Regions from separate parts of the Homo sapiens genome. Here region 2 is linked to region 1. A link is a loop called in an ENCODE intact Hi-C map of the cell type or tissue named here. Cell type or tissue: PC-3. All regions are shown on one strand. Each heading gives the region's core, and the rest is flanking DNA. Links, peaks and the distances in the headings are about the cores only.

Region 1 (10,174 bases), core at 1,184-9,183:
ATTCTTGAATTAGGTTTTTTAAAAGGCTATATGTAGGCCATCTGAGAGGTCTCAGCACTACTGACTGCTATTTAAGGAAAATGCTTGGGCATTGGTCGCTATGCACACTTAAAGAGCATTCAATAATCATTTAGCAAGCACCTACTCTATACCAGATGTTGTACTAAATACCAAGGAGTCAAAAGAGAATAAAAGAGAAGCAGACATGTAAACAGTTAATCCCAATGCAATTTGGTAGAAATTTATACTTGTGCCATGGAAACAGAAAAGAAGCAAAGCTTAATTCTGTCAAATTGGATGAGGTGGAGGGTGGGGCACAGTCACTGGGGCCAAAGAAAGCTTCATCCTTAAAAGGTAAAGTTAAGGCTAAATTTTAATAAATGAGTAGGAATTTGCCACGCAGAGATAGAAGCAAGACTGGGAGTAGAGAAAGGCAATTGGGGGCAGAGAACAGCTTGTGCAAAGTCAAAGAGGTTGGGTAGATACAAGAAAAGTAGAGGCCACAGAAGTGATAGTCTTATAAGTAGTCATTAAATATTGGTGGCTGATGGCAATAACTAACTCATGCAGCTAGACCACATCACTCTATGTAAACCATCAAGTTCCTGTCCTCTGGTAGCTTGGTGTTAACTTCAGATTATATCAGTAAAGGCAAAATGTGATCCTTCCCAAAGACTCTACTACTTAATCATTATTAGTAGAAAGGAGTAGCTTAGTTTATTTTTTCCCAGTAGAAGGCATTAGCCTAAAATACTTTTTTTTCCTAGGCTGTCAATGATTTTGCACTAGTGCATTCATAACAATCTGCCATCCCCCACCTGCAACCCATCTCCATGTTCCTTGTAACCACCTGGTTCAAACCTTGGCTTACCTCCACTCTTAGAATCAGCCGAGCTAATTAAAAGCACAGTGAAAGACACAAAGGCACCAAGACAGCTGAGCAAACATTAACAAATGCGTAAGTAAATAAAGTACTTGTATTATGTGTAAGCAATGGTGCAGATGAAACTTGGGTGGCACTAGGAAGGGTGAGTCAGAGGATGTTCAAACAGAGTAGGATCAAGGAAAATCTCTCTGCCAGTTAGTTAGCAATATCTTTTGGGATGATAGAAAGGAACCTGGTTAGCAGGAAAAAGTAGCCAAGGTTTGCAGCCCAAAGGAACCTGAAACTCTGGTACAAACTCAGTAGTAAGAAACAATTATTTAAAGTTGCAAAGATAATTGGCTTACTTCATGCCTAATGAGCTAAATAAGAACCATCAAGAAACCCCAATGCTAGATGGAGTTTGGTGGGGGAATAGTTAACATTTACTGTTCTTTGTGTGAGTAGCAACACAATAGGCCCTTTGCATCTGTTTGGTTTTTTTAATCCTTACAGTAAAACTACAAGATGGTCATCGTGTGAAAGAAGAGGAAACAGGCTCAGTACTTTAAGTGTCAGAGGCAGGATTTGAAGCCAAAATTGTCTGATCCTAAGCCCTCTCTCCTGCCTTCAAAGACTCTAAACCAGCAGGATTGTTTACACCAATATGCGAGTCGTAAGGTCCTGGGTGAGGCACTGTGAGAAGGTGTGTTTACATCCAAGTGTCACAAATAAAGGGTAAAGAGACCCTGTGGAAGACTATATAATTGTTCCCAAACACTTACTGTGCCTTCCAGAATTGGATTGTAATTTCCTATTGACAGCAGGCTTGGCTGTGTGACTTGCATTAGCTAATGAAATGTGAGTGGCAGTATGAGCCACTTCTAGCTGGAAGCTCTCAGTCAATGTGCTGCACCATGTTTTCCTTTCCTGCTGTCCTCATGACAAGCAACATTCTGGATAGAGGCTAATCCATCAGCCTCAGTCCCAGAGTGAAGACAATGTGCAGCAAAGCCACAGCTGACCTGGGAAGGACACAGCATAAGCGAGAAAAACAACCTTTGCTGATTAGGCCACTGAGATTTTGGGGTTGATACCATAGCATAACAGAGCCTATAATGACTAATGCAGACACTTTCTGAATCTTGCTCTTTAGTGACACAAATTTCTGGTGTCATCTTCAGGTAGAAAGATTGCTTGGGGATTATGAGAAGATATAGAGAATGGGATGATTGGTGTAGTATAGTGAAAGGCTTTAAAATACAGTATTTGAGGTATTTGAGGCAGCGCATGGTGGCTCACACCTGTAATCCCAGAGCTTTGGGAGGCCAAGGCATGAGGATTGCTTGAGGCTAAGAGTTAGAGACCCGCCGGGAGTGGTGGCTCATACCTATAATCCCAGCACTTTGGGAGACCAAGGCGGGTGAATCACCTGAGGTCAGGAGTTCAAGACCAGCTTGGCCAACATGGTGAAACCCCGTCTCTACTAAAAATACAAAAATTAGCTGAGCGTGGTGGTGCATGCTTGTAATCCCAGCTACTCAGGAGGGTGAGGCAGGAGAATTGCTTGAACCCAGGAGGCAGAGATTGCGGTGAGCCGAGATTGTGCCACCGCACTCCAGTCTGGGCGACAGAGCAAGACTCTGTCTCAAAAAAAATAAAAGAGAGAGAGAGACCCTACCTTGAGCAACATAGTGAGACAGTGCCTCTAAATAAAAATAAAATAAAATAAAATAAAAATACAGAATTTGAAACTCAGTCAGTCTTGATCTGTGGGCTCAGACAACCCTTTATAAATGCCATGGACCATGTCATGCCCCAGAAGGTGGGGAACTTACAAAGAATGTTAAGATATAGCTCCTGTTTTTCTTTTCTTTTATTATTATTATTTTTAATAGAGGCAAGATCTCATTATGTTGCCCAGGCTGGTCTCGAAATCCTGGCCTCAAACAATCCTCCTGCCTCAACTTCCCAAAGTGTTGGAATTATAGGTGTGAACTACCATGCCCAGCACAGTCCCTGTTTTTGAGATAAGGGCCATGCTCATTTGCTTCTATACCTAGCAACCCATCACTGTATGTGGCAGCCTCTAGGCCCTAAATAAGTAAATTTTTGTCAAATTAATGCTATGGAATAATCTGGAACTATAACTGAAGTCTCCTAACTCCCCACAAAGGCTCTTCCTGTGTTGTGACATATTGCTAACTTGGGTTAAGGGATTATTAGTAGCTAATTTTTATATAAAATATTATGTGTACCTAATTTATTTGAAATGCCAAATAAATGAAAAATATCTGGAACAATAGGATCTGCAGGCCCTGGAGCATGATAAATATTCAGTAAAGGCACTCAGTCCTCTCTGAAGGAATCACAAAGCATGGAAGACACTGAAGATCCCAAAGGACTTGGCAATGAGAAATCTAGCTTGAAGGGCACTGGGGACCAAGTTTTTAATGGGACCAGATTAAGAGAACATGTAGGTGAAGGTTAAATTTAGGTAAACAGGCTGGGCACAGTGGCTCACACCTGTAATCCCAGCCTTTGGGAGGCAGAGGCGGGTGAATCGCTTGAGCCCAGGAGTTCAAGACCAGCCTGGGCAACGTGGTGAAACTCTGTAGTCCCGGCTGCTTGGGATGCTGAGGTGGGAGGATCACTTGAGCCCGGGAGTTTGAGGCTGCAGTGATTTGTGTTCGTGCCACCGCATTCCAGCCTGAGCAACAGAGAAAGTACCTTGTCTCGACAAAAAAATTTTTTTTTTAAATTAGACAAACATAGGTGCAAAGTCCTAAGTCTTAACACTTTCCAGACATTTCCAAAGCTTACTGGGCAGTAATTGAAAAACCATCTGTGGAATGTCCTTGATGCAAGCATTGAAGAGAGTCCTGAGAACTAATTAGGACTGCTCAGATCTGTGGATCAGTTCTTCAAAACTAGGAAGAGATTCAACCTGTTGTTTCTACTATTCACTTAAGAAGTGACAATACTGCAAACATAACAGGCATCTAATTCTGGAGTATGACAGTGTTGGCATAATTAGAATTTGAGGGCCGGGCACAGTGGCTCACGCCTGTAGTCCCAGCACTTTGGAAGGCTGAAGCAGGTGGATCGCTTGAGTCCAGGAGTTCTCAACCAGCCTGGGCAACGTGGAAAAACCCCATCTCTACAAAAAATACAAAAATTAACTGGACGTGGTAGCACACACCTGTAGTCCCAGCTACAAGGTGGGAGGATCACTTGAACCCAGAGGCTGAGGCTGCAGTGAGCCTGATCATGCCACTGCACTCCAGCCTGGGCAACAGAGATCCTATCTCAAAAAAAAAAGTGTGAGAGAGATGAAACAAGACTGGCAAAATGTTGATGTCTGTAGAAGTTCAGAGGAGGGAACGATGGCTTCCGTCAGAATCAGGAAACAGAAAAAGAAGTAATATTTTATATTAATAAATCCCTGTAATGTAAGAGTTGGAGATTATCCTCCTCATTTTATAGGCAAGGGAAACTGAGGTCACTTTGCTAGTGAATGGCAATATAAAGACTTGAGCATCAATTCATGACTTTGAAATCCCTCCTTTTGCTAACACACCACACAGACTGCTTAAATATGTCATCTCATATTCTATTTCAGTGAAAATGAAGAAGAGTTGCTTTACTACGTAAAGGAAACTTATTTGTAATTCCTATATCTTTCACCTTTCCTAAAGGATCTCATTTCCACCTTTTAGCAACTATTTTGAATACTTACTGACTTATGCTGTTTTCATTATATCTCATCTAAGTTCATGATTCATCCATGGCTTGCCCCCACTTTAATATGGTAGAATAAATAAGAAATGTTTCTTTTTGCAATGATTCTTAAAGCAAAATATGCTAAAAAGGCATGTGCACACACACACACACATGCGCACACAAAGACAAAGTTTCTTTTAATGTACTTAAGTAAAGTATTTCCCTTTTTAACTATTTAGCAGTTAATTTATGGCCTATACTATGTCCACTGCCCCCCATCAGATCTCTTTTTCTGCAGTGTTAAGTATAGCCAAGCTTAACTCTTCTAGTGGGGTTTCTTGTTCCATGCTACCATGAAATATACCACCCTTATTTCTACAAATTTCATCTGGAGTTGATCTTTTTCTAAAATGAAATTTGCTAGAAATGCTGGTGAAATGAATATTTATTTATTCAGTAAATATTTATTAAGTGCTAATTCTAGGTTAGGTATTGTGCTAAGGGCTGGGAGTACAAAGATAAAAGCAGTAGCTAGGGGGCAGTATAGCATAATAGCAATTAAGAGTAAGGGCTCCCCGCCAGCATGGTGGCTCACGTCTGTAATCCCAGCACTTTGGGAGGCTGAGGCAGGCGGATCACTTGAGGTCAGGAGTTCAAGACCAGCCTGGCCAACATGGCAAAACCCTGTCTCTACTAAAAATACAAAAATTAGCCAGGTGTAGTGCCGCGTGCCTGTAATCCCAGCTACTCGGGAGGCTGAGGCAGGAGAATCGCTTGAACCTGGGAGGTGGAGGCTGCAGGGAGGCGGAGGCTGCAGTAAGCCAAGATCACGCCATTGTACTCCAGCCTGGGCAACAAGAGCAAAACTTTGTCTCAAAAAAAAAAAAATGTGGGCTCCCTCGTCTGGGGTTAAATGGCCAGCCCTGCCACTCACTAGTTCAATGATTTTAGTTAGGCAAATTGCTTAATCTCTCTGAGCTTCAGTTTCCTCATCTGTAAATGGGGATAATAATAATACAGACAGTCCCCGACTTAAGATGGTTTGATTTAAAATTTTTTGACTTCACAGTGGTGTGAAAACAATATGCATTCAGTAGAAACTATACTTGAATTTTGAATTTTGATCTTTTCCCAGGCTAGCAATATGTGGCACAATACTCTTCCATGAGAGATTCAACATGTTATTATAAAATAATACATTTATTTTATTATTTATTATTTAGGCTTTATGATCGATGATTTTGCCCAACTGTAGGCTAATGTAATTGTTCTGGACATGTTTAAGATAGGCAAGGCTGATCTATGATGTTTGGTAGATTAGGTGTATTAAATGCATTTTCCACTTAGGATATCTTCAACTTCTGATGAGTTTATCAGGATGTAGTCCCATCCTAAATGAAGGAGCATCTGTACCTACCTGTGTAGGTATGCTGTGAGTTAATTGAAACCACGCACAGGTAGACTGCTTAACACAGTGCTTAGCACATGAGAAGTGCTATAAATGTTAGCTCTTCCTATTCCCCTGTATGGTTCATATAGGAAGGATAGTGGAAGAAGGAATTTGATCTGACTGAGGGTGAGCATTTTTTGTTGGTTTTTTTGGTTGGTTGGTTGTTTTGAGATGGGATTTCATTCTGTCACCCAAGTTGGAGTGCAGTGGCACCATCTCGGCTCCCTGCAACCTCTGCCTCCCAGGCGAGAGTGAGTGTTTTAAGGAAGAGTTTGCAGATACAGAAACACTTGACCACATCCTTGAAAAATGAGTTCAAGTTTGTTGAGGCAAAGTAGGCAGAAGAATGATTCCAAGGATAAAGGCCTGGCTCCATTCTTCAACGTGGGACATATTTGAAAAGCGCCTTCCATCTCTCAAGCTCCCTAGGGGTTGGGTGAGGTGAGATCAGATGAGATAGGTATGGCAACTGTATCACTGCTCAGATCCTTCCTCCGCCCATTCCTATCCACTAGGGTTGAACACAAAATCACACCCCCGCTTTACCCTACCCGACAAAAAACTTCTTGCCCACAAAACTCCCTCTCAGAGTCTTTTTCTCAAGGAATCTAACCTAAGACATCATGAATGATACTAACTATAATTTGCAATAGAAAAATATCATTTATGGCCGGGCGCGGTAGCTCACGCGTGTAATCCCAGCACTTTGGGAGGCTGAGCCAGGGGGATCGCGAGGTCAGGAGACTGAGACCATCCTGGCTAACACGCTGAAACCCCATCTCTACTAAAAATACAAATAATTAGCCAGACATCATGGCACTCGCCTGTAGTCCCAGCTACTCGAGAGGCTGAGGCAGAAGAATCGCTTGACCCCAGGAGGCGGAGGTTGCAGTGAGCTGAGATTGCTACCACTGCACTCCAGCCTGGGCGACAGAGCAAGACTCCATCTCAGAAAAAAAAGAAAGAAAGAAAAATATCATTTATGTATATAATGTAGAAACCTGGCTATGAAGGTCTAGCTAGGGGAAATACACATTAATTTATTCATTAAACCATCACAATGCATTTGTCCAACATTGTATTAAATAATATTCTGTATTTCCTTATATCTAAGTCTTTATTGTTCATATAATCTTGGATAGACGCACTTAATGTTTTAAATATAGAGAAACTTCAGATATGCAAATAATATGATAAATCCTCATATACCCATTTTCCAAAGTCAACAGTTATCAAGTAGTAACTAACCTTATTTTTTTTTTTTTTTTTTTTTTTTTTTTTTTTTTTTTGAGATGGAGTTTCGCTCTGTCACCCAGGCTGGAGTGCAGCAGTGCAATCTCGGCTCACTGCAACCACTGCCTCCCAGGTTCAAGCAATTCTCCTGCCTCAGCCTCCCGAGTAGCTGGGACTTCAGGGACGTGCCACCACACCCAGCTAATTTTTGTATTTTTAGTAGAGATGGGGTTTCGCCATGTTGGCCAGGCTGGTCTCAAACTCCTGACCTCAGGTGATCCACCTGCCTCAGATAACTAACCTTTTTAATCTATATCCCTACCCTCATCCGCACATTGCCCCTTCTGTGTTACTTTGAAGCAAATTCCAGACTTCATACTACATCAATACACACATATTTTAAAAATACATCTCCAAAAGATAAGAACTCTTTTATTAACAAAACATACCATTAACTTATCTAAAAATTAATGAGAATTTTTGAAGTCACTAGTATTAAGATATGTCTTTGTTCCTGTCAGTATTTAAACTTTCAATCACCTTATGAATTTTTTAAAATTTTGTTTGAATCAAAGCTCAAGTAAGATCCACACGTGGAAATTAATAAGTCTCTTAAATCTTTTTTTATTTTGTAAGTTCCTTTTCCATTATTTTTTCTTGCAATGTATTTGTTGAAGAAACCACACCATTTTTCCTGTAGTATTTCTACAGTATGGATTTTGCTAATTGTTTCCCTGTTGTGGTGTTTAACATGTATCTCTGCCCTCCATTTTTTGTTTGTTTTTTGTTGTTGTTGTTGTTGAGATGGAGTCTTGCTCTGTTGCCCAGGCTGGAGTGCAGGGATGCCATCTCCGCTCACTGCAACCTCCACCTCCTGGGCTTAAGCAATTATCCTGCCTCAGCCTCCCGAGTAGCTAGGATTATAGGCGTCCGCCACCAGGCCCAGCTAATTTTTACATTTTTAGTGGAGAGGCGGTTTCACCACGTTGGCCCGGCTGGTTTCGAACTCCTGACCTCAAGTGATTCCGCCTGCCTTGGCCTCCCAAAGTGCTGGGATTACAAATGTGAGCCACCACGCCAGGCCTTTCTGTGTTTTGTGTAAATAAGTACTTGGATCCAGAGGCTGGATCATTCATATGTGATTTTTCTCATGTTTCTCCATCAAGAAGGCACAAAGTATCTGGTTCTCTTTCCTCTCATTTTTCTTAAATACTTAAAAATTTTTCCTCCCAAGAAGTTACAATTAGCATAACTTGGGTTGCAAGTTAAGAATTGCAGCTGGTATATAATTGGGCCACCATAGGACAACTGATCTTTAAGAAACCCTAAAATTAATCTAGTCCTACTGTTACCATGGTATTATTTGTCATCATTATCTTATTGTTCATCAGGTATTGCTAAGTACTGATCATGGCATCCAGGACTGGGCTAGGAACCATGTTGTAATAACTGGCACCATTTATTCAATTCTTGCTGTAGGCCAACTACTTCATTTCGGATATTTCTAATCATCATAACAACCCCACAGTGCAAATTTTAATATCCCCATTTTATAGAAGAAAACTAAATTCAGGAAGATAAAATGACTTTCCTAAGTCCATTAGGAAATATCTAAGGCAAATGGCAAAAGCAGAGGTGGCATGTAACCCAGATATGTCTGGTGCCCAAGGCATGTCTGCTTTTTCCCTCTAACTCCCAGTCCTTTGAAAATACAACTAAATTATAAGAATAATCCCTGCCTTCAGTGGGATTATATCTGTTTAGGAGAAAGAGATTAAAGTACTAAAACAATTAAGGAATGTCAGATAAGAAAGCAGTATGTAGAAGATGAACAATGAAAATGTGTGCATTTTGCATGTGGCTTGACTGCTATAAATGAGCAATAAGGAGAAGGGGACATCAATGTTGATTGAAGTTCCTGAAGGAGGCTTCATCAAGCAATGCAGAAATCATTGCAAATATAAAAGCTTTACCAATGAGTGAAGGGGTCCTTTGCACAAGCATTCTCTCCCTTGGGATCCATGTCACACTGACACAAAGATTTTGTCACCATGGCAACTGGTCATTGGACCAATGAAATAATCAGTTGTCATGGTAACATGATCTCCATCTTACTCCCACCAGGCACCTGTTCTAAATCATCACATCCTCCAACAACCTCAAACCACCTCAATGCTCCTTTCTTCTTTCTCTTAGTCACCTTGCTATCCCCAGCCACCTATGATGGCACCCCTAAATTTATGTTTAGATGGATATATGAGACTGTTAAAAAGCCAGAGCAAATGAAAGTGACTTTGTAGTATAGAGCTGCACTTCAGAGAGGAGGGAAAACCTCTCAAATATAAGAGTTGAATGAGCCAGAGCACTGAAGAAGAGCCTTTGAAATTTTCATCCCTACATTTCCCTAATAAAATTCTTTTGAATTTTGAGACATTGCACTATCTTGACTATCCTCCTATGTCTGTTTCTTTCTTTCTTTCTTTCTTTCTTTCTTTCTTTCTTTCTTTCTTTCTTTTCTTTCTTTTTTTTTTTTTTAAGATGTCTTGCTCTGTCACCCAGGCTGCAGTGCAGTGGCACCATCTCGGCTCACTGCAAACTCCACCTTCTGGGTTCAAGTGATACTCCTGCCTCAGCGTCCTGAGTAGGTGGGATTACAGGCGCATGCCACCACACCCGGCTACTTTTGTATTTTTAGTAGAGATGGGGTTTCGCCATGTTGGTCAGGCTGGTCTCGAACTCCTGACCTCAGGTGATCCGCCCACCTCTGCCTCCCAAAGTGCTGGGATTACAGGCATGAACCACTGTGTCCGGCCCTGTCCACTTCTTTATTGCCTCCTTTTCCTTCTCCCGTCTCCTAAATGCAGGTGTCTCTCAAAGCTCCACCCTTTGTATCTGCTCTTTCTCTA
Region 2 (10,174 bases), core at 625-8,624, 49 kb after region 1:
TATGATCTGCCTAATGGGTCACGGAGTCATTCTGGCTACCATGTTGAGAATAGACTAGAGGCACCAAGAGCAGAAGTAGGGAGGTTGCTTAGGAGGTTATTGCTACAATTCAGGTGAGACGAGATTGTTGGGCTAGAATGATTTCAAGGGAGAAGGTGAAAAGTGACTGGGTTTGGGCATATTTTGAAGACAAAGTGGTCAGGATTTGACTACTGGATCAGATATTGGGTGTTCAGGAAAGACTAGTCAAGGAGGACTCCAAAGTTTTTGGCCTGAGCAGCTGGAAGAATAAAATATGTTATTTGCTGATATGGAAAGGAAGACAGGTATAAGTTTGGGCAGGTGAGGAATATCAGAACTCAGTATGAGTTGCACATTAAACATCCAAGGGGATATGTCAGGTAGCCATTTATGGAAAGATTGGGATTCAGGAAAAAGGCTTGGCTTGGAGATACCAAAGTAGGAGCACCTTTACACACCTATCAAGGGAGTGACTATAGATAGAGAAGGGTTCAGAGATTGAGCTCCAGTGCTTAGTGGGCAGAGTGAGTAGGAGAAACTAGCAAAGAATCCTGAGTAAAAGAAAAATGAAACCCAGGAGAGTGGGTGTCCTGTAAGCCAAGTGGAGAGAGAAAGTTGTTTAAGAAGGAAGATGTGATCAGATCATGTCAAATGTTGCTGCTAGGCCAGACACAGTGACTCTTGCCTGTAATTCCAGCACTTTGGGAGGCCGAGGTGGGCGAATCACTTGAGGTCAGGAGTTCGAGACCGGCCTGGCCAACATGGTGAAATCCCGTCTCTACTAAAAAATAAAAAAATTTAGCCGGGCGTGGTGGTGCGCGCCCATAATCCCAGCTACTCTGGAGGCTGAGGTGGGAGAATCGCTAGAACCTGGGAGGCAAAGGTTACAGTGAGCAGAGATCGTGCCACTGCACTCAAGTCTGGGTGACAGAGCGAGACGCCATCTCAAAAAAAAAAATGTTCTGGTAGATGAAGTCGGATGAGGAATTATAATTGATTTAGCAATGTGCGTGTAGCATTAGCAACCCCAATAAGAGCAGTTTCAGGTAAGTGGTAGAAAAGAGTGAATATAAACAGTCTAAGAGTTTTGTTGTAAAGGGAAGGTGAAAAACAGGATGATAGCCCAAAGGCTATCAGGATTGAGACAGGATTCAGAGGATTTTCTTTTCCTTTTTTTTTTTTTTTTTTTTGAGACGGAGTATCGCCAGTCATCCAGGCTGGAATGCAGTGGTGCGATCTCAGCTCGCCGCAACCTCTGCCTCCTGGGTTCAAGCGATTCCCCTGCCTCAGCCTCCTGAGTAGCTGGGACTACAGGCACATGCCACCACACTCAGCTATTTTCTGTATTTCTAGTAGAGATGGGGTTTTACCATGCTAGCCAGGCTGGTCTCGAACTTCAGAACTCAAGTGATTTGCCGGCCTCAGCCTCCCAAAGTGCTGGGATTACAGGCGTGAGCCACCGTGCCCAGCTGAGAGGCTTTTCATAAAGAAGGGGTAAATAATGGTACATTTGTATGCTGTTGTGAATGATCTAATACAGCGGGAGAAATTGGTGATGTAGGAGAGACAGGCAAATGGCAGGAGCAGTGCTTTAAGTGGCTGAGAAGGGCTGGGATCTACTGCGTATTTGGAGGGGTTGGTCTAAGCTAGGAGTAAGGACAATTCAGCTGTTACAAGAGCAGAGAAGGTAATCTATATGTCACAGGTGCAGGTGGGTGGGTAGATGTGATAGTGGGAACTTACAGAGAAGGTCTTTTCTGATTGCTTCAGTTTTTCACATTGAAATAGGAAGAATGAGAAGATGGGACAAAGTAATAAAAGTGTAAGATAAGAAGAGAAAGTGTGAAATAGTGTTGTGGTTGATTGAAGGGACTAGGGACATATAATGATTGCCAGACATTAAGGGTGCCCATGAGACAAGTCAGCAGGTTTGTGTATTTTCCCTAGGTACGTTTCATTACAAAGGAGGGACATAAAGGGTTGAATTGGTCTGGCCAGAGTTGTGGTTTACATAAACAATAAGTGGGTGCAAGGATTTGAGGGTATATGCAGGAAGTGATCATGGTGCTTGACTATGGAGTTTGAATAGGATAAGAAGGGAAGTTGAGGATATGAACGGAGGGACAGTGAAAAGATGGTGGTACCCGTGGATGGTAGCTTCTTGTGGGGTCAATGCATAGCTGGGTCAAGGAATAGTACTAGAAGAAGCAAGCTGGAAAGATAGGAGGAGTGGTTGGAGATTAGAATAAGGATGCTTGCACAAAGTCTAGAATGTAACCAGGAGTGGTAGCTGAGGTGGGATGGTGGAGAAGATCCTTGGAGAAAAGGAGGTCAAGACATTGAGAGTCCTTGGCATTGAAAGGATTCTTCATAGGGACATGGAAATCACCAATATTTCTGATAGTGTAAGAGTAAGGAGCTAAAGCTTCAAGAACAGAGGGAGTGACCTGGGCTCTGTAGACGACTTGCACAAGAAGGGGTGATGTGTTGTGTGGCCTGATGAGATTCAGGCTGGATATTTTAGGGAGGAGAGAAGGCAGAATGGTCTTCTAATTGCAATCAGGAGCGAGGAGGATATCTAGGCCCAGTAATCTGTGGCGAGAGGGGAGAAAACAGCCACAACTTAGAGGGCTGTTGGGGAAGCGGTGTCATTGGCGAGAGACAGGATGCAGCTTGACTCAGAAAAAGAAGGAAAGTGAAGGGAAGGCACACGGAAAAGGTTGAGGATAAGGGAATTTTCTGTCCATTGAGTTTCAGAGGGCAGAGTGGAGATGGGAAGAGGTGGAGGGTGGAATGAGAAAAGGCAGTGTCAGAGCTATATGGGGTATACAGTCCAGGGAAATGATGTGGCCTCAGAGACTGAGACTTGGGTGACTGATATGAACAGAGGAGAAGGACTTGCTGAGCTTTGTCTTCATAGCTGAAGAAAGATCATGTTGTGAGATGGCGAGGGAGATGAGGGAGGAAGGTTTGCCAGGTTCTGGGGCCCTTCCATTTTATAGAAGAGGAGACAGACCCAAAGCGATTTTTGTGTCTTGCCAAGCTAAATGAGAGCAGCTAAATAAATCAGGTCTCTGACTTGAAGGCCAATACTGTATCCACTTTGCCAAATTCCCTTTCATCTCATGTTGTTTCAACTTCTTGAAGGGCCTTTCCAAGGAGTTACTTTAGCCTTGAGACATTCTTGAACTCAGTGCCTATAAGATGCAATGTCTTACTATTGATTTGTTTGAGAGGTAGAGATTATGAATTTATTAGTTTTCCACATTTCTTCAGAGTTTAGAGGCATGAGGTGTCAACATTTCCTTTCTGAAACTTTCCTTGATTTTTCTCTCTCCCCAGGCAGAGATAATCATCCTAACTGCTCCCTCCTCCTTTGCTCTCCCTGGACCCTGATGTAGGTCTGTTGGAGCACTTAGCACATTGTGTTACAGTCAGTCTCCTCTCCCTCCCCCTGCTCAACAAGACCCAGGTGCTCTACACAGAACATTAACAGCATTAATAACAACTGTGTGTTGTCTGTCTTCTTAAATTCCAGGGATATTGTTTGTTTTACTCACACCTGTCAACTCCCATGCCCAGCCCTTAAGAAGACAGTGCTTGTTCCTTCCCTGTCAGTCCCTTTGGCTTTTACCATTTGATTGCACCAGGGCCCGGCTTCTGACTACCAGCACCTGCACCTGTTAGAGGGCTTTGTCTGGTACAGGATCCCACGTTGCCCACACATGTATGGCAAGCCAGAAGGGTCAGGAAATTAACACCATGCCCCTGGAGCAGCCTTAACCAAAAACTGAGTTGATGTATAAACACTTGAAATTGGCTGGGCATAGTGGCTCATACCCTGAGAGGTAGACATTATGAGTTTATGAAATCCCAGCACTTTGGGAGGCTGAGGCAGACAGATCACCTGAGCTCAGAAGTTCGACACCAGCCTGGGCAATATGGTGAAAACCCGTCTCTACAAAAAATACAAAAATTAGCCAGGCATGGTGGCTCGTGCCTGTAGTCCCAGCTACTCAGGAAGCTGAGGCAGGAGAATCACTTGAGCCCGGGAGGCAGGGGTTGCAGTGAGCCGAGATCGCGCCATTGCACTCCAGCCTGGATGACAGAGCAAGACCCTGTCTCAAAACAAAAACTTGAAATTGTCAACTCCCTGGCCTCTCAGGTGGAATAACTGAAGTGCATGTACTAAGCCATTTCCTAGAGTTCCTCAGCAGGATTCAGCTCTGGTTGCTGAGAGGTGGTAACTCCCTTGATAAAGTATGTTTTGTTTGCCTCATTCCCTTCTCTATGCCCCTCCCAACATTTCCTGAAATTACTATCCAGAGAGACTACTTGCACTTAAATCCTGTCTGAGTGAGCTTCTACAGAAACCAAACTAACACTAGGCTTGGCCCAAAGTAGGTGCTAAATAAATATTCCCTGAATGAATATGTGAAACAATCAATGTGTTTCAGGAGTGAAAAAAATGCATATTTAAGTTGTGTATCTTTCTCTGTGAGGAGACTATAATCTCCTGGTAGGCAGAGACCATCTAGTTCAACTTTGTATTCCTGCTTAGTAGTGTGTCTGAGTCATACCAACCAGTTCAATAAGTGTTGAATTGAATTAAATCACCTCAAAATCACAGTTGGTGGAAAGAGAAAATGGCCACATAAATGTCTGTGGGTTTTAGTGAGGTGGAGGTGAGCTTTCTTTGGGCATTGTCACAAAGAACTTTAAAAGGGAAGGAGAGGGGTGTGGCATCTACTTGTTAAAAATAAAAATAACTGTTTTACGAGAAAATGCTGTGGGTGGAGTAGGAAGAAATAAGGGGAAAGGTGGAAACTGATGGAGGTGTGCCAAGTCATGTTTGGATGACACATCTTCCTCACAACACAAGATAATCTGAAGTGCTAAGTGGATTATCCACTTTTATTTTTTTATTTATTTTTGAGACAAAGTCTCACTCTTGTCCCCCAGGGCTGGAGTGCAATGGCGGGATCTCGGCTCACTGCAACCTCTGCCTCCCGGGTTCAAGCAATTCTCCTGCCTCAGCCTCCTGAGTAGCTGGGATTACAGGCGCCTGCCACCACGCCCAACTAATTTTTGTATTTTAGGCAGAGACAGGGTTTCATCATGTTGGCCAGCCTGGTCTCGATCTCCTGACCTCAGGTGATCTGCCTGCCTCGGCCTTCCGAAGTGCTGGGATTACAGGCGTGAGCCAGTATGCCTGGCCTATTCACGTTATTTATATAGTTGATTCCTTTCTGGTAACTTTCAGAGTTTCACTGCCAGCCACTGTTACATGATCCTGCTCAAATATAATGGTTCTAAAAGCTACCATAAGTGAGGTCCTTGTTTGCTGTCATGCTTTAGTATCCTGCTGTTTTCTTAATTTTTCTGCTTGTTTTGTACATGAAGGTTTTTTCTGGCATACCAGACATCCGTTTGGTGTTGAAGCTTTCTTTAGTGAATCCAAGGATGCACATGTGTGCACACATATGTGAGTGACATGCATGCACAGGTTGGAGGGTGATGACTCATTATGTATCGGCTTTGTGTAAATGCAAAGACATTTATAGTCAAATCAATTCCAAGGATCTGTATTATAAGACACCTTTACTTTAAACGAGATAATGTGTGAAAGTTCTTAGCAAATAACCTAAAACGCAATAGAGGCTCAATAAAAATCTTGTCCGAATTCAAATCTGAACTACAAGACCTTTTATTATCCATGCCTCTGCTTCCCTCTGTTGTTATGATGATTGAGAATGGTTAAGTTTTAGAACTCTGCTTTCCAATAAAGATTTATTTCTGAAGCTATTTCTCTTTATCATAAAGTGTATTTCTTCGCTATTGCACATACAAATGCGTAAGTCCAGTTATGAAGATTTTTTTTTTTTTTGAGACGGAGTTTCGCTCTTGTTGCCCAGGCTGGAGTGCAATGACGCGATCTCAGCTCACTGCAGCCTCTGCCTCCTGGGTTCAAGTGATTCTTCTGCCTCAGCCTCCCAAGTAGCTGGGATTACAGGCGTGCACACCACCACGCCCAGCTAATTTTTGTATTTTTAGTAGAGACGGGGTTTCATCATGTTGGCCAGACTGGTCTTAAACTCCTGACCTCAGGTGATCCACCCGCCTTGGCCTCCCAAGGTGCTGGGATTACAGGCGAGAGCCACTGTGCCCCGCCTAGTTATGTAGAATTTAACCCAGTATATGGGTTAGAAAAAACAGACTCTGTTCTTTGGGAAAAGTTATCCTGGTTTTCTATCTTGTTTTTAATACATCAAAATATTTTCAAATATAAATAGAGAATTCAAAAGGAAATCAGAACACAATTACCCATAAAAGTAGATTATTCTTTTTTAGAACATAGAGAAAATATTGTTTTGGTTTCAAAAAATTGGTTTTAACTGGGTTGGCAGTTGGTCACTGTCCTAACTTGTTTGAGGTTTGATCTTTTTTCCACTAATATTTCATTGACCTATTTGGGGACAGAGTGGTTGTTTTAGTTTTTTTTTTTTTTTTAAGTGGTTTGAGGCTAAACATAATCTCAAGCCCACCCCATGAGTCTGGGAGACCCCAAAATATTCCAGAAACAATTCAGCTGCCTCTCCCTCTCCCCAAGTTAGGGTGATACCCAAGAGCACTAGGGTACTTAATCACATGAAATCTCTTCTTGGAGGGCATGAGCCTCTGATTGTTGAGGGCTTTCCTTCTGTTGACTAGCAACCAAGCAGAGCCCTGTCCTTCCTGATATCCTGCATCAGCTCTTCGTTCCCTTGACTTGAGGTCCGTAGATTGCAGTGGAAATGTTAACGATCCTGGGAGAGGTGATACATTAAGCTCCATCCTGTATTAAGTTTATTAGGTCCTTTCCTGAGAGGAGATTACTTAAGTGGTTAAAGGTCTCAAAATTTACAGACCTTTTGCCGAGGGCCAGCCTTAAACCCAAATTGTCCTTGGCCATGGCTGTGTATAACTGTTGCTCCCACTGAAGCCACATGAGCAGCTGCTTCTTGTCTACTACTATTAGAAATATGATGGCAGTGGCAATGGGAAAGAGCAGGAGGCATGTGAAGTTGCCCATGGCAAGAATGTCAGAGCTAGCGCTGGGGGCGGTGGCTCACGCCTGTAATCCCAGCACTTTGGGAGGCTGAGGCGGGCGGATCACCTGAGGTCAAGAGACCAGCCTGGCCAACATGATGAAACCCTCTCTACTAAAAATGCAAAAAAAATTAGCCGGGCATGGTGGCAGGCACCTGTAATCCCAGCTACTTGGGAGGCTGAGGCAGGAGAATCACTTGAACCTGAGAGGTGGAGGTTACAGTGAGCTGAGAACACGCCATTGCACTCCAGCCTGGGCAACAAGAGTGAAACTCCATCTCAAAAAAAAAAAAAAAAAAAAAAAAAGAATGTCAGAGCTGTGTCAATGGGCAAAGATTGTGATTAGTTTTGCAACTGCATCCCTAAACCTGTCATGTCCCTCTCTGCACAGGCCTGGATAGCCAGCATGCACAAGACCTGTCTAACTGCTTAGTAGAGCCTTTTGGGCTATACTTTAACCCATTCCATTCTTCATTTATTAAAGGCTTCAGTTGGAATGAGCCAGGCCCAAAGATTTACCTTTGGAGAAGAGAGATGAAGTCCTGGTAAGACTTCCTAGGTCTATGTGAATCTGCTCGTTGAGGCTGAGTTGTCTCTGTCCACTTGTGGTTGGTATTTCCAGAAATGATTGAATTCTTTTCTTCCCATTTAGAAGTTTAACTGTTTGTCTGTGGTCTCATGTTGGGATTTGAAAGCCAGACGTTTTTGCTGCTTCTCGTTTCTCTAGGTCATGTTTCTGTTGTAAAGCTGTTTTTCTTGTGAGGTGGTAAAAATCTCCATAAGTTGTCCTACTTTGCTTAGTAGAATGTCTTCTGTGTAGTAATAATGCCAGTGCCTTACATATGTATAGCATTTTATAGTTTTCAAAGCATTTTCACATATATTATCTCACTGTGTAATGTTGTCCTGGGTGTTCTGTATTTACTATCTTAAGCAACTTGAATATTTTTCTTTTTTCTCCAACCACTTTTGAGGCTACTACACATGGGTTACTTTTACCTTTCGCATTATTTCCCCCAAGGGCTGTAAGTGTCAAAGGAATTTTTCAAAGAACAGTAAAAGCATCTGTAAGTGATACTGTTTTCTGATGGCAAAGTGAAGATAACTTGGATGCTGTTTATAACCCTGAGAATTAGGTTCCAGTTCCTTGGACTCACATGATCAGCGGAAGTACAAAAAACAGTTTATTGTAATGATTGTTCCTACCCCTCCCCTTTTTAATCAGTGAAATATCTCCTAGAATGGGGGAAAGTGTGCAATTCAGGGCCATGTAGTAGTTTTGTGGGTGTTTTGTTTTTCATCTTTGTGCCTAGAGCTTTTATATTGATATTATTCATCACCTGGTGGAGAAATTGTAACTTCATTAGCACCCTTTTCCCCCTAGAATTATGTGGTTATGCAGTATAATATCACTTACAAAATAGAAGGTGCTTTGGGTTAAAGCCTATAAAATATCTCTGTAGACTGTGTTTTAAAGGTTTTTTTGCCTGGGCACAGTGGCTTATGCCTGTAATCGCAGCACTTTGGGAGGCCAAGGCAGGAGGATCACTTGAGACTGGGAGTTTGAGACCAGCCTAGGCAACATAGCAAGACTACATCTCCCCAAAATTTTTTTTAAAATTGGCCAGGCATGGTGATGCACACTTGTAGTCCCAACTACTTGGAAAGCTGAGGTGGGAGGATCGCTTGAGCCTAGGAGTTAGAGGTTGTGGTGATCTGTGATCACACCACTGTACTCCATCCTGAGCGATAGCAAGATCCTGTGTCTAAAAAAAAAATAAAATAATACAATATATTCTTTAGAGCATTTTAGAGATTCCTTCAAGGTTAATTAGAGCAGACCAAGTATAATTCCTTGAACTAGCTTCTCATTGCCCTACTCATGCCATATCCTGTCTGCATCATTCCATCACCAGATTCTGGGTGCACCATGGAGACCTAGGTAATGACATAGAGTAATACCAGCCATAGGATGTCAGGACTGGGAGGGACCAAGCAAGTTGCTGTGAACCCCTCTTACCCTTGCATGCTCTCTTATACCATCCTTGAGTAATGAGCCTTGGCCCTTACATCCTAAGGGAGTGGAAAAGTATCCATTTTGTTGAGCCCAAATCCATCTCCCTATAGCATCTATTCAATTCAACAAACACTGAGTGCCTACCGTGCAGCAGGCACTATTCTAGGTGCTGAGGATACATCAGTGAACAGACAGACAAAATAATGCTCTTATGGATATCTCTGTCTCCTGGAGTTTTAGAAGACAAGCCAAATAATTCTTCTGCACTGAAGCCCTTCAGAAACTTGAAGACTGTGCTCCTGTTCCTCTGAGTCTTCACTTCAAGCTAATATTCCTACTTAACCCAGTGGAATACAGCATCACGTCATCTTGCAAAGTGGATTGGTTGTCTTTGGATGCATTCTAGTTTTCTTTGATATTGAATTGAACTGATTTTTAGTAGACTGATTTTTCAGAAAGTTTTTTGTTGTAAAGGTAATAAGTACTTGGAGAAATTTTGGAAAATACAGACAAGTATAAAATATAAAGAAGACATTACCTGTAATTCCATTACCCACTGTTAAAATGTTGGTATATTTCCTTCTAGCTGTTCCCAATTTGTATCTGTTTATATAGTGGAGATCATAATGCATTATTTATAATTTTATATCCTGTTTTTTCACTTAACATTGACATTTGTGCATTATGTTGATAAAATCATTTAAATGGTTGCATAGCTCAGCGCAATGGCTCACGCCTGTAATCCCAACACAGGAAGGCTGAGGCGAGTGAACTGCTTGAGCTCAGGAGTGTGAGATCAGCCTGGGCAACATGGCGAAACCCCATCTCTACAAAAAACACAAAAATTAGCTGGGCATGGTGGTGCACGCCTGTAGTTCCAGCTACTGGGGAGTCGGAAGTGGGAGGATTACTTGAGCCTGGGAGGCAGAGGTCGCAGTGAGCCAAGATGATGCCACTGCACTCTAACCTGGGTGACAGAGTAAGACCCTGTCTTTAAAAAAAAAAAAAAAAAAAAAAAAGGGCTATATAATGTTCCAATCAGATATA

Evidence for each region. Hi-C counts contacts between places; a loop is a spot of excess contacts. Peaks named below come from ENCODE experiments on the same cell type or tissue, not always from the same donor. Only the 100,000 strongest peaks of a DNase experiment are listed, where the experiment ranks them.
Region 2: it touches region 1 in a loop (2.9-fold over the local background); 4 of 110 quality-filtered maps call a loop at or near these places.

What each region holds. Positions count from the first base shown.
Region 1 is chr1:42,339,336-42,349,509 of GRCh38, forward strand. No RefSeq gene overlaps it. Among named protein-coding and RNA genes, the nearest start is that of FOXJ3, 9.2 kb to the left of the region's middle. In PC-3, for the core only: CTCF peaks have their summits at 5,113 and 5,312; no DNase peak of the experiment used is centred there; H3K4me3 peaks cover 502 bases; H3K27ac peaks cover 824 bases.
Region 2 is chr1:42,388,846-42,399,019 of GRCh38, forward strand. All of the region lies in intron 1 of RIMKLA (ribosomal modification protein rimK like family member A), which reads left to right. Among named protein-coding and RNA genes, the nearest start is that of RIMKLA, 13 kb to the left of the region's middle. In PC-3, for the core only: no CTCF peak of the experiment used is centred there; a DNase peak (open chromatin) is centred at 4,716; H3K4me3 peaks cover 408 bases; H3K27ac peaks cover 1,603 bases.